2 separate regions of the Homo sapiens genome follow, and region 1 is linked to region 2. A link is a loop called in an ENCODE intact Hi-C map of the cell type or tissue named here. Cell type or tissue: GM12878. All regions are shown on one strand. Links, peaks and the distances in the headings refer to the core of each region. The heading gives the core; the rest is flanking DNA. Region 1 overlaps CISD3 (CDGSH iron sulfur domain 3). Region 2 has its middle 2.8 kb from the start of EPOP.

Region 1 (5,334 bases), core at 335-5,334, 58 kb after region 2:
GCCAGCCAGCCAGTTTGCTATGGGGCATCCCCTCCTCCTTGTAACCTTCACTCCCTGTCACGTGCCCAGTTATTCCCTGGAGCCAAACAAAATTGCTACCACAGTGTACTCTCCAGCCCAAAGAAGTTTTAACCCAGGAACATGGGAAGTAAATGAATTTCATGATCCAGTGGAGACTCAGAGACACACACACACACACACACACACACACACTCACACTCTATTAGTGTCCTGGCCCTCTGGGTGTCCCAGAGACTAATGCTATAAAGACTCTGTAAATACTTACCAGACACTTACTATAGGCAAAGTGCATCACGATCATATTTTATTTCCTCATACAACTCTACTCTTATCACCCCCACATTACAGATAAGAGAGGTCACTCAGTGAGCCTTGGCAGTCTTGCTCTGGAGCCTGTACCCTAACCACTGTGCTCCACTCCCCCTGAGCTCCTGCAGCCTGCCCTGCCCTGCCCCAGCAGGTGGGGTCAGGTCTTTGACTCCTGTCTTTCCCCCACCAGCCCTTCTGTGACGGCTCCCACTTCTTCCAACGCACTGGCCTATCTCCACTCAAGTTCAAGGCCCAAGAGACCCGCATGGTGGCACTCTGTACCTGCAAGGCCACTCAGAGGCCCCCGTACTGCGATGGCACCCACAGGAGTGAGCGCGTGCAGAAGGCAGAAGTGGGCTCCCCACTCTGAGGGGGCTGCTGCTGTCCAGCCACAGGTGGCCTTGGCTCCAGGCCTCTGACAGGCACCCCCTTCTGTGGGAAAGGAAACAGGTGCTGAGCCCAAGAGACTCTGGTACCCACTGCTGGCTCATGAAGGAAGAATTATTCCTTATAACCTAAAAGTCTCCAGTCTGGGGCAGGCGGGAGTGGGCCCTGGTTCAATGTTTGCTGATGGGGAAGATGGCAAAAACAAGCCTGCCCAACCAGACTGGTAGTCCTGCAGTCACTGCTATGAGGCCCACGTGCTGCCTCCTGCTCCAGATTTTAACCTCTCTGTGGGCTGGGGGCACCTGACCAGCCACAGGAGAGGGCAGTTCAGATTCATTCTGTATGGGGTCCCCAAGCCAGGCTAAACCCAGAGATGAGAGGCACCCTTCCCTTCTTCCCTCCACCCCAAAGAACTACAGGCTCCAGAAAGTATGCAGCATTTATTACAAAGCCAAGAGATACAGATGTCCCAGGGCAAAGGAGGGTACAGTCACAGGACCTCAGACACAGGACAAGGTGCAAACACAGACAAGCCCATCAGGGGGCTCCCAACCCCACACACCTACGCTATGATGGAATCTCGAGTCTCGACTCCCGACTCCTCTCAGATCTATGCACACTTGAGGAAATCTCGGTGGGCAGCGACCTGCCAGGGTCTGTCCCTAAGGAGGTGGTCCGCTGACCTCTCAAGGGGTGGGGGTGGGGTCAGAGCTTACAGGTTTCTGTCTTCTTGTGCTTTTAGATGCAGTTGCTCTGTCCTGACCAGGTGACCGGGCCTCAGCTGGGGGTGGAGGGGCAATTGGAAGGCTGTTTGCCTCTGGCAAAGTCTGGGATCTGTGCTTGTGTGAGGTTAACCCACCCCCACTTCCACTCTAGGCCCCAGGTGAGACTCCACCACCAGTCCTGCTAGTGAGGGTTCCCCGGTGAGGGTAAGGTTGGTGGGGGTGCAGCGCTTCACAATGCTAAAGCCTTAGCCCTCCTCCAAGAGCTGAGACCTCTCAGGGCCTGAATCTTCTTTTCCACAAGATAAATGATGCAAAGGCCACACACACAGGAAAAAAAAAAAAAGAGGCAGAACTATCTATTCTTTGCACAAAGTTTCCACTGCAAGAGGAGGAGGTGATGCAGGTGCCACCTCCACCCTGCACTTGCTCCTCAGAACCAGGGATAAACTGCATTTGTAAAAGGCACTGTTCTTAGCAATTTCTGGACATTCAACAACGTGGGGGGCGGCCACTGGTCAGAGGCAGGACAGCAGCCAAGATGGGGAGAGAAACGGGGAGAGAAAGAAACGATTCTAACTGACTCCTATATGCAGCCAGTTGGAATCATGCCTAAAGCTTTGGGTCTGAAGGGGCCCCCAACACACCACCTGCCTTGGGAAACAGCGAGGATGGTGCAGAGCTTTATTGAGACTCCAGTGGCCCATCCAGTTCATCTCCAGGCACCCCCAAAAACAGCAAATTACACAAGACCCCCCCCAAAAAAAATGAACACCATTTTCCACACATACACACACACATAAAGTTTGTTTCCTGTGGCATTTAAATTAATCTGGTTGGTCCATAGAAAATAAGTATGTATATTTGGTTTTTCCTATGTACATATATATATATATTTATTTATAAAACCCGCCCCCCACCCCCAAGGTGGGAAGAGCTGGGGAAAGTAGAAGAGGTGGAAAAAAGGGCCCAGAAAAAGTGGAAGGAGTGGAGAGGCTTGGCTGGAAGAAGGGAGAGGGTCCCTGGCCTCAAGTTAAGGGGGGCACGGGAGCGCCGTTGACAGTCATCTTGCGCCCCCTGCTGGTGGAGGATGGTGTCTGCAGGCAGTTCAAGCTACCCCCGTTGGCAGCTGTGGTGGCCCCACTGGCTGTCGAAGGGGGAGTGGGGGAGGTAGGGTGGGTGGCTGGAGGCCCATGGGAACTGGGAGAGCCATGGGATGGGGTGGCTGGGCTGGGCAGGGAGGAGGAGGTGGCTGGCAGGGTGGCAGGGCTGGGAGCCTTGTCGCTGACTGACTCACACTCGGACGCCCCGCTGGTGTTGGTGCCCTCGGAGGGGGTGGGCACCGTGGCTAGGGTGAGCCGCTTGCAGGCTGGCTGGACACGGTACTTGAGGGGGAGAGGCCCGTTCTGCGGGGAGAGTGGGGAGGAGAGACACAGGGAAGGGGAAGGTATCAGGAGACAGAGTCCAACTAAAGGGCCACCATCTCCACCCCACAGTGTCCAAACTCGAAAAAAGGGATGGGATGGGGCCTTGGAGAGGAGAGAGACAAGGATACAGGGTGCATGAAGACCCAGAGAGGGAAAAGGTCTAAGAGCAGAGACTCCGTCAGAGAGGAGACGGGAGAGAGGGAGGCAAACACACGGCAGCTGCCAGCACCTATTTCTGCCCCCAAATCTGGGGACACCGTCTGCCCAGGGAGCCTTGTCTCCTGAGCGGAAAGTCATCCGCAAGAGATGGCCCAGAGGCTGACCTGCTGTAGCAAGCCACCCTGGACATGCAGCTCATGGGATAAGGGACAGACTGTCTCTGATTACAGAAGGGTGGCCCATGTGGCCACAGACCTATGCCAGACCCTGTGGGAGTCTGCTCCCTGCCCGCCCCACTCGCTGGCTCACCCGCCGCCAGGGGTAGATGTAGGCGATGTCCATGAGGGTGTAGTATTCCTTCAGTGGCTCGTCCTCGTACAGAACCTCCACCTGGGGGAGGGAAGCGGAGGACACCATGACCCTGGCCAGCTCGGGGCTCCAGGCTGGGAATGTGGGGGACTGGGAGGCGGGGCAATGGGAAGGGTGGATTTACAGATGGTCCCTTATTTCTCTGGGATTTCACTGTGGATTTGACTTCCCTGTCAGAGTTGTTCCAACATAACTCCTGACCACCAGGCAGGAAGGGTTCCAGAGAAGTTTCCCCTATTGTTAGCAGCCTCTGGTCCCACCATGCACACAGCTGTCTGGGTCTCCTATCTCTGGCAGGTCGCCCAGAGGAGCTGAAAAGGCTCAGGGGGATCTCCTGGAACTCTGGCTCTCACCCCCAGCTGCAAAATGGAATCACCCAGGGAGCTTTAAAAAACACCAATGTGGCCGGGTGCGGTGGCTCATGCCTGTAATCCCAGCACTTTGGGAGGCCAAGGCGGGCGGATCACAAGGTCAGGAGATCGAGACCATCCTGGCTAACGTGGTGAAACCCCGTCTCTACTAAAAATACAAAAAATTAGCTGGGCGTGGTGGCGGGTGTCTGTAGTCCCAGCTACTCGGGAGGCTGAGGCAGGAGAATGGCGTGAACCCGGGAGGCGGAGCTTGCAGTGAGCGGAGATAGTGCCCCTGAACTCCAGCCTGGGCGACAGAGCGAGACTCCGTCTCAAAAAAAACAAAACAAAACAAAAAACAAACACCAATGCCTAGGCCAAGTGCGGTGGCTCAAGCCTATAATCCCAGAGCTTTGGGAGGCCGAGAATTCAAGACCAGCCAAACCAACATGGAGAAACCCCGTCTCTACTAAAAAAACAGAATTAGCCGGGTGTGGTGCCACATGCCTGTATCCCAGCTACTCGGGAGGCTAAGGTGGGAGAATCGCTTGAGCCCGGGGGGTCAGCAGAGGTTGCGGTGAGCCAAGATCCTGCCATTGCACTCCAGCCTGGGCAACAAGAGCAAGACTCTGTCTCAAAAAACAAACAAACAAACAAAAAACCAAAAACCCACCAATGCCTGGCTAGGTGCGGTGGCTCACACCTGTAATCCCAGAGCTTTGGGAGGCTGAAGCGGGTGGGTCACTTGAGGCCAGGAGTTGGAGACCAGCCTGGCCAACATGGTGAAACCCTGTCTATACTGAAAGTACAAAAATTAGCCACGTGTGGTGGCATGTACCTGTAGTCCCAGCTACTTGGGAGGCTGAGGCACAAGAATCACTTTAAACCAGGAGGTGGAGATTGCAGTGAGCCAAGATGATGCCACTGCACTCCAGCCTGCGTGACAAAGGGGAAACAAAAAAAGCAAAAACAAAAAATCAATGCCTGCATCTTACCCCCAGAAATTCTGACTTAACTGGTAAGATGTGAGTTAACTCATGAGATTTAACAGGCAACAGTTTAGGATCCACTGTCCTAGAGTGTGATCCATGGACCTTCAGTACCTAGGAGCTTGTTAGAAATATGGAATCTGGCCGGGTGCCGTGGCTCATGCCTGTAATCCCAGCACTTTGGGAGGCCAAGGTGGGGTGGATCACGAGGTCAGGAGTTTAAGACCAGCCTGGCCAACATGGTGAAACCCTGTCTCTACTAAAACTACAAAAATTAGCCAGGTGTGGTGGCAGGCGCCTGTAATCCCAGCTACTCGGGAGGCTGAGGCAGGAGAATCGCTTGAATCCGGTAGGCGGAGGTTGCAGTGAGCCGAGATCGCTCCACTGCACTCTAGCCTGGTGACAGAGCAAGACTCCATCTCAAAAAAAAAAAAAAAAAAGGAAATATGGAATCTACTAAATAAATCAGAATCTGCATTTTAACAAGATCTCCAGGGGACACATATACATTCAAGCTTGAAAAGCTATGTCCTGGAGCTCCGTTGGAATTTCAGACTAGCCTTCCCACAGCCAACCAGCCTGAGGAGGCCCTGCGTTTTTT
Region 2 (5,370 bases), core at 144-5,143:
TTAGCCCGGACCCCACCCCTCCGGCGGCACCGCCCCCGTCCCCATTCCGCACACAGACACACACACGTGGACCCGGCGCGGCGGCGGCTGGGAGGGAGCGCGGGAGGGAGCGTGCGCGGGTGGGATCGCGAGCGGCCAGATGCGCCGCCGCACGTGGCCCGGTGGCGTCCTGGGATTTCGTCGTCGCAAAGCCACTCGTTTTTTCCCGAGCAGTCACGGTTTTGCATCTGTAAAATGGGACGGTTCATATCTGCCCTCTTGGGACTAAAAGAGCTATGTGAATCAACGTAGATGAATCTCAGAAATAATGTTTAGGGGAAAGATGAAATGAGGCAATGGTTGTTTACAAGCTTTGCACAGCAGGGATTCTAGCGGGCCGTGAATGGCCCCTAAAACAGTGCGTGGCACACAGTAGGCTCAAAAATGCTGTAATGTATAAGTAGTTAATAATTCAGTACTTGTATGCAAGATGAACAAAAAAAATAAATTTGGAAGGGTGGGAGTGTTATTACATCCATGGAAGCCGATAAATAGGCTGTCTCGGTATCTATTTCCATTTCTCTGATGCAGTATCTAAATACTCCGCCTCAACTAAATTCCGAGGGCTGACTCTGCAACCCCTGACCCCCAATCCCAGGATGCCCCCCTCTGAGGTTTGATCTGCCAAACCGGTTGAAGAGGCCAGAGGAGGGCACGCGCAGACCCTCACTCTCATCTGCCCCAAGGAAAATAAAGAAAAAGTGAATTCCCAGTACAAATTCTGATAATGCAGCACACACCCCCACCCTGTTCTATCCCCTTAACCTTCTTTAGTTTCTGCATAGCTTATTGTTACATAAAAGTCTGTAAATGGATTTATTCTTTAGTGTCTGTCTCTCCCATTAGTCTGGAAATGAGTTGACGAGAACTTTGTCTTGATCATTGGTGCATCCCCCACTGCCTAGAACAGTGGCCAAGATATAATAGGTGCTCAATCAATATGTGTGAATGAATGAATGAGCAAGTGAGCGAGTGAATGAATCCTTGGGATATTTCTCTCTTGATAAAAATCAGGTTATTGGAATACTGCCGTTTCCTATCTGTGGAAATACAGAGATTGGTATGATGACTTGGGGTAAAGGTGTGGAAGAATGCTGGGGGCGGCCCCACAGATAAATATCTTATTCTGGAGCCAGGACAAGAGAGGGTTTCAGAACGGGGACAAATGATGCAGCTTGCCTCCGGGCCCTTCTAGCAGTGACAACAGAGGTGTAGTTTCCCTATGTGTCATCAAATAACATCTGGGAGGACAGGGGTAAGGAGGATCTGCCTCCCCCACCTGCAAAGTCCAGAGGTAAAGTCCCTAGGTGGGGCGAGGGTTTGAGGAAGGAGGAGGTGTGATGTTCCATTGCCCAAAACACTCACCCTCTAACATCTGCAGAAGAGCTCTCCAGGGCAGTTGTCACAAGGGGGGATCCTGGGGTCCTGCCAAGTCATGAAGCTGAGCTGGGTCTAGACTCCAGGGCTCATAATTGCTCAAAAAGCCCACCTCTACACACACACACACACACACACACACACACACACACACACACACACGGAAAGTTCTGGAAGGATGATCTTCATGGCTGTCTCTTCTGCAGGACAGTGCTGAGGACTCATCCTCAACAACAGTGCCTACTTGCACTCCTGTGCCTACCACAGTGTAGACACAAGGAGAGAATGCCCAAGAAAATGATCAGTATGAATAAATGAGTGAATATTACATAACAGTGCAGATCAATGGCCTCTTCTTTCTCTGCCTCCAAAAGCTCCCAGCTCCCCCTTCCCCATGTGAGTTTGGGGGCTTTATTGAGGGGTCATTACGATTGTGAGTGCTTCTCTCTGCCTCCACTATCCCTACTTCCCCTTGCTCTCATCAGGCACCCCAGAATATGGACTCAGGGATGGAATCACTACAAACAGTAGGAGAATAGTGTGAGTGCCTCTCCAGCTGAAAGGAGATCATCAAACCACCCTTTATGGCCTGGATGGGGGCGGGGGTGGCGCTGTGCAACCCTGGGCAGGTCACCTAGACACTCTAAGTCTCAATGTCCTTATCAGTGAAAAGGGGACAACAGTGGCTTCCTCACATTGTTGGGAGGGTTGAAACATGATGTGAGCAGTCACCAGAACTCACGTGGGCAGGCCCAGCTGCTGCAATTACCATTTCCTCCGGTAGAGGACACTCGACCCCATCCTCAGCCTGCTATGAGGGCGGCAACACCCTTCTCAGGAACCTCTCCTCCTCATAGGAGAAAAAGAGGGACAAGGCTGGATGCCGGGTCCCATCTAACACTTCCAGAGTGAAGGCTAGAAAGGGCCCCTCTGGATCCAGAAGCCAGCCCTTCCCTTTCCTTGGCCCATCTAGGTCTCACCTGGGGCAGTAAGGACTGTGTTCAAGGATTTGGGAGCAGGAGACCTGCCCGGTTGCCCCTTTTGGGGAACTGCACCCCAGGCGTCCAACCCCATAGTAACTTCTGTAGTACTTACTGCCCAGTCTCTGTTCTAAGAACTGGATGTCACTTAATCCCCATAACAGCCTATGAAATAGACCTTTTTTTTTTGAGACAGGGTCTCACTCGGTCGCCCAAACTGGAGTGCAGTGGCGCGATCTCAGCTCACTGCAACCTCTGCCTCCCGGGTTCAAGCCATTCTCCTGTCTCAGCCTCCTGAGTAGTTGGGACTACAGGCGCGCACCACCACGCCCAGCTAGTTTTTGTATTTTTAGTAGAGACGAGGTTTCACCATGTTGGCCAGGATGGTCTCGAGCTCTTGACCTTGTGATCCGCCCGCCTTGGCCTCCCAAAGTGGTGGGATTACAGGCATGAGCCACTGCGCCTGGCCGACACTATTTTTAAAAGTGAACATACCACACATAACCCATTTTAAGTGTCCAATTCAATGATTTTTAGTAAATTTACAGTTATGCAACCATCATCATAGTCCAGTTTTGGGGGTTTTTTTGAGACAGTTTCACTTTGTCTTCCAGGCTGGAGTGCAGTGGCACAATCTCAGCTCACTGCAGGCTTCACCCCCCGGGTTCAAGCAATTGTCCTGCCTCAACCTCCCAAGTAGCTGAGACTATAGGTTCCCACCACCACGCCCAGCTAAATTTTTTTTTTTTTTTGAGAGTCTCACTCTGTTGCCCAGGCTGGAGTGCTCAATCTCAGCTCATTGCAACCTCCGCCTCTCAGATTCAAGCAATTCTTGTGCCTCAGCCTCCCAAGTAGCTGGGATTACAGGCAGATGCTACCACGCCCGGCTAATTTTTGTATTTTTAGTAGAGACAGGGTTTCACCCTGTTGGCCAGGCTGGTCTCGAACTCCTGACCTCAGGTGATCCGCCCACCTCGGCCTCCCAAAGTGCTGGAATTATGGGCGTGAGCCACCGTGCCCGGCCCCATAATCCAGTTTTAGAACATTGCTTATAAGACTCCTCCTCCCCACTTGTAGCTCTCCCTTCCCATCCCCAGCCCTGGGTGACTAATCTTTCTGTCTCTATAGAGTTCCCTTTTTTGGATATTTTATATAAATGGAATCATGCAATATGTGGTCTTTTGCATCTGGCTTCACAAAAGCATAATGTTTTTGAGGTTTACCTGTGTTGTAGCGTGTATTGGTAATCTGTTCCTTTTTTTTTTCTTTTGAGATAGAGTTTTGCTCTTGTTGCCCAAGCTGGAGTACAATGGCACAATCTCAGCTTACTGCAACCTCCGCCTCCTGGGCTCAAGCGATACGCCTGCCTCAGCCTCCCGAGTACCTGGGATTACAGGCACCCGCCACCACGCCTGGCAAATTTTGTATTTTTAGTAGAGACGGGGTTTCTCCGTGTTGGTCAGGCTGGTCTTGAACTCCCGACCTCAGGTGATCCGCCTGCCTCAGCCTCCCAAAGTGCTGGGATTACAGGGATGAGCCACTGCGCCCGGCCTGTTCCTTTTTATTGCTGAGTAGTAGTCTGTTGTAGGGATATGCCACATTTTGTTTATCCAATCACATTTGGGTGTTTTTCACTTTTTGGCTATTATCTATAATGCTGTTATGAACATTTGCTATACACGTCTTTTGTGAATATATGTTTTTATTTCTCCTAAGTAGACATTTAAGGGTGGAATTGCTGGGTCATATGCTACATTTATGTTTAACCTTTTTTTTCTTTTTCTTTTTTTTTTGAGACAGGGTCTCACAGTCTCATTCAGGCTGGAGTGCAGTGGCACAGTCAGGGCTCACTGCAGCCTTGACCTCCTGGGCTCACGAGATCCTCTGCCTCAGCCTCCAGTGTGGCTGGGACCACAAGCCTGAGCCACCATGCCCAGCGAATTTCTTTTTAAATTTTTTTTGTAAGACAGGGTCTCGCTATATTCCCCAGGCTGGTCTCAAACTCCTCGGCTCAAGGGATTCTCCTGCCTCAGCCTCACAAAGGGCTGGGATTACAGGCATGAGCTACCATGCCCAGCTGTGTTTAATTCTTTTAAAAACTGCCAAGGTCGGGCATGGTAGCTCACACCTGTATTCCCAGCACTTTGGGAGGCCAAGGCAGGCTGATGGCTTGAGGCCAGGAGTTTGAGACCAGCCTGGGCAACATGGTGAAACTCCATCTCTACAAAATACAAAAATTAGCCGGGAGTGGTGGCATGTGCCTGTAGTCTCAGCTACTCAGAAGGCTGAGGGTGAGGAATTACTTGAGTCCAGCAGGTCAAGGCTGCAGTGAGCCACATTCATGCCATTCTGTGCCTGGGCGGCAGAGTGAGACCCTGTCTCAAAACAAAACAAAACTAAACTAAAAACTGCAAGGCTGTTTTCCAAACGGGCTATTCCATTTTACATTCCTATTAATATCCATGATATAGGCTGGGCACGGTGGCTCACGCCTGTAATCCCAGCACTTTGGGAGGCTGAGGTGGGCGGATCACCTGAGGTCAGGAGTTCGAGACTAGCCTGGCCATCATGGCGAAACCCCGTCTCTACTAAAAAAATTTAAAACTAGGCCGGGCGCAGTGGCTAACACCTGTAATCTCAGCACTTTGGAAGGCCAAGGCGAGCAGATCACAAGGTCAAAAGATCAAGACCATTTGGCCAACATGGTGAAACCCCATCTCTACTAAAAATACAAAAATTAGCTGTGCGTGGTGGCGGGTGCCTGCAATCCCAGCTACTAGGGAGGCTGAGGTAGGAGAATCGCTTGAACCCAGGAGGTGGAGGTTGCAGTAAGCCGAGATTGCGCCACATCACCCCAGTCTGGTGACAGAGCGAGACTCTGTCTGTAAATAAATAAATAAATAAATAAATAAATAAGCCAGGTGTGGTGGTGCACGCCTGTAATCCCAGCTGCCCAGATTCTCGGGAGGCTGAG

The links. A loop is a pair of places that touch in the nucleus more often than their neighbours do. Peaks named below come from ENCODE experiments on the same cell type or tissue, not always from the same donor. Only the 100,000 strongest peaks of a DNase experiment are listed, where the experiment ranks them.
Region 1: a loop joins it to region 2, with 12 times the contacts of the local background. A loop is called at or near these places in 105 of 110 quality-filtered maps.

Annotation. Positions count from the first base shown.
Region 1 is chr17:38,732,756-38,738,089 of GRCh38, forward strand. CISD3 (CDGSH iron sulfur domain 3) reads left to right here. Exons shown (of 4, transcript NM_001136498.2): 4 at 521-2,850. The coding sequence ends at 700. It overlaps PCGF2 (polycomb group ring finger 2), which reads right to left. Exons shown (of 11, transcript NM_007144.3): 10 at 3,335-3,415; 11 at 1,143-2,845. The coding sequence ends at 2,468. Among named protein-coding and RNA genes, the nearest start is that of CISD3, 5.1 kb to the left of the region's middle. RefSeq lists an enhancer at 2,168-2,695. In GM12878, for the core only: CTCF peaks have their summits at 1,243 (motif pointing right) and 2,514 (motif pointing left); no DNase peak of the experiment used is centred there.
Region 2 is chr17:38,675,030-38,680,399 of GRCh38, forward strand. No RefSeq gene overlaps it. Among named protein-coding and RNA genes, the nearest start is that of EPOP, 2.8 kb to the left of the region's middle. RefSeq lists an enhancer at 2,027-2,321. In GM12878, for the core only: a CTCF peak has its summit at 2,197; a DNase peak (open chromatin) is centred at 2,202; H3K4me3 peaks cover 282 bases.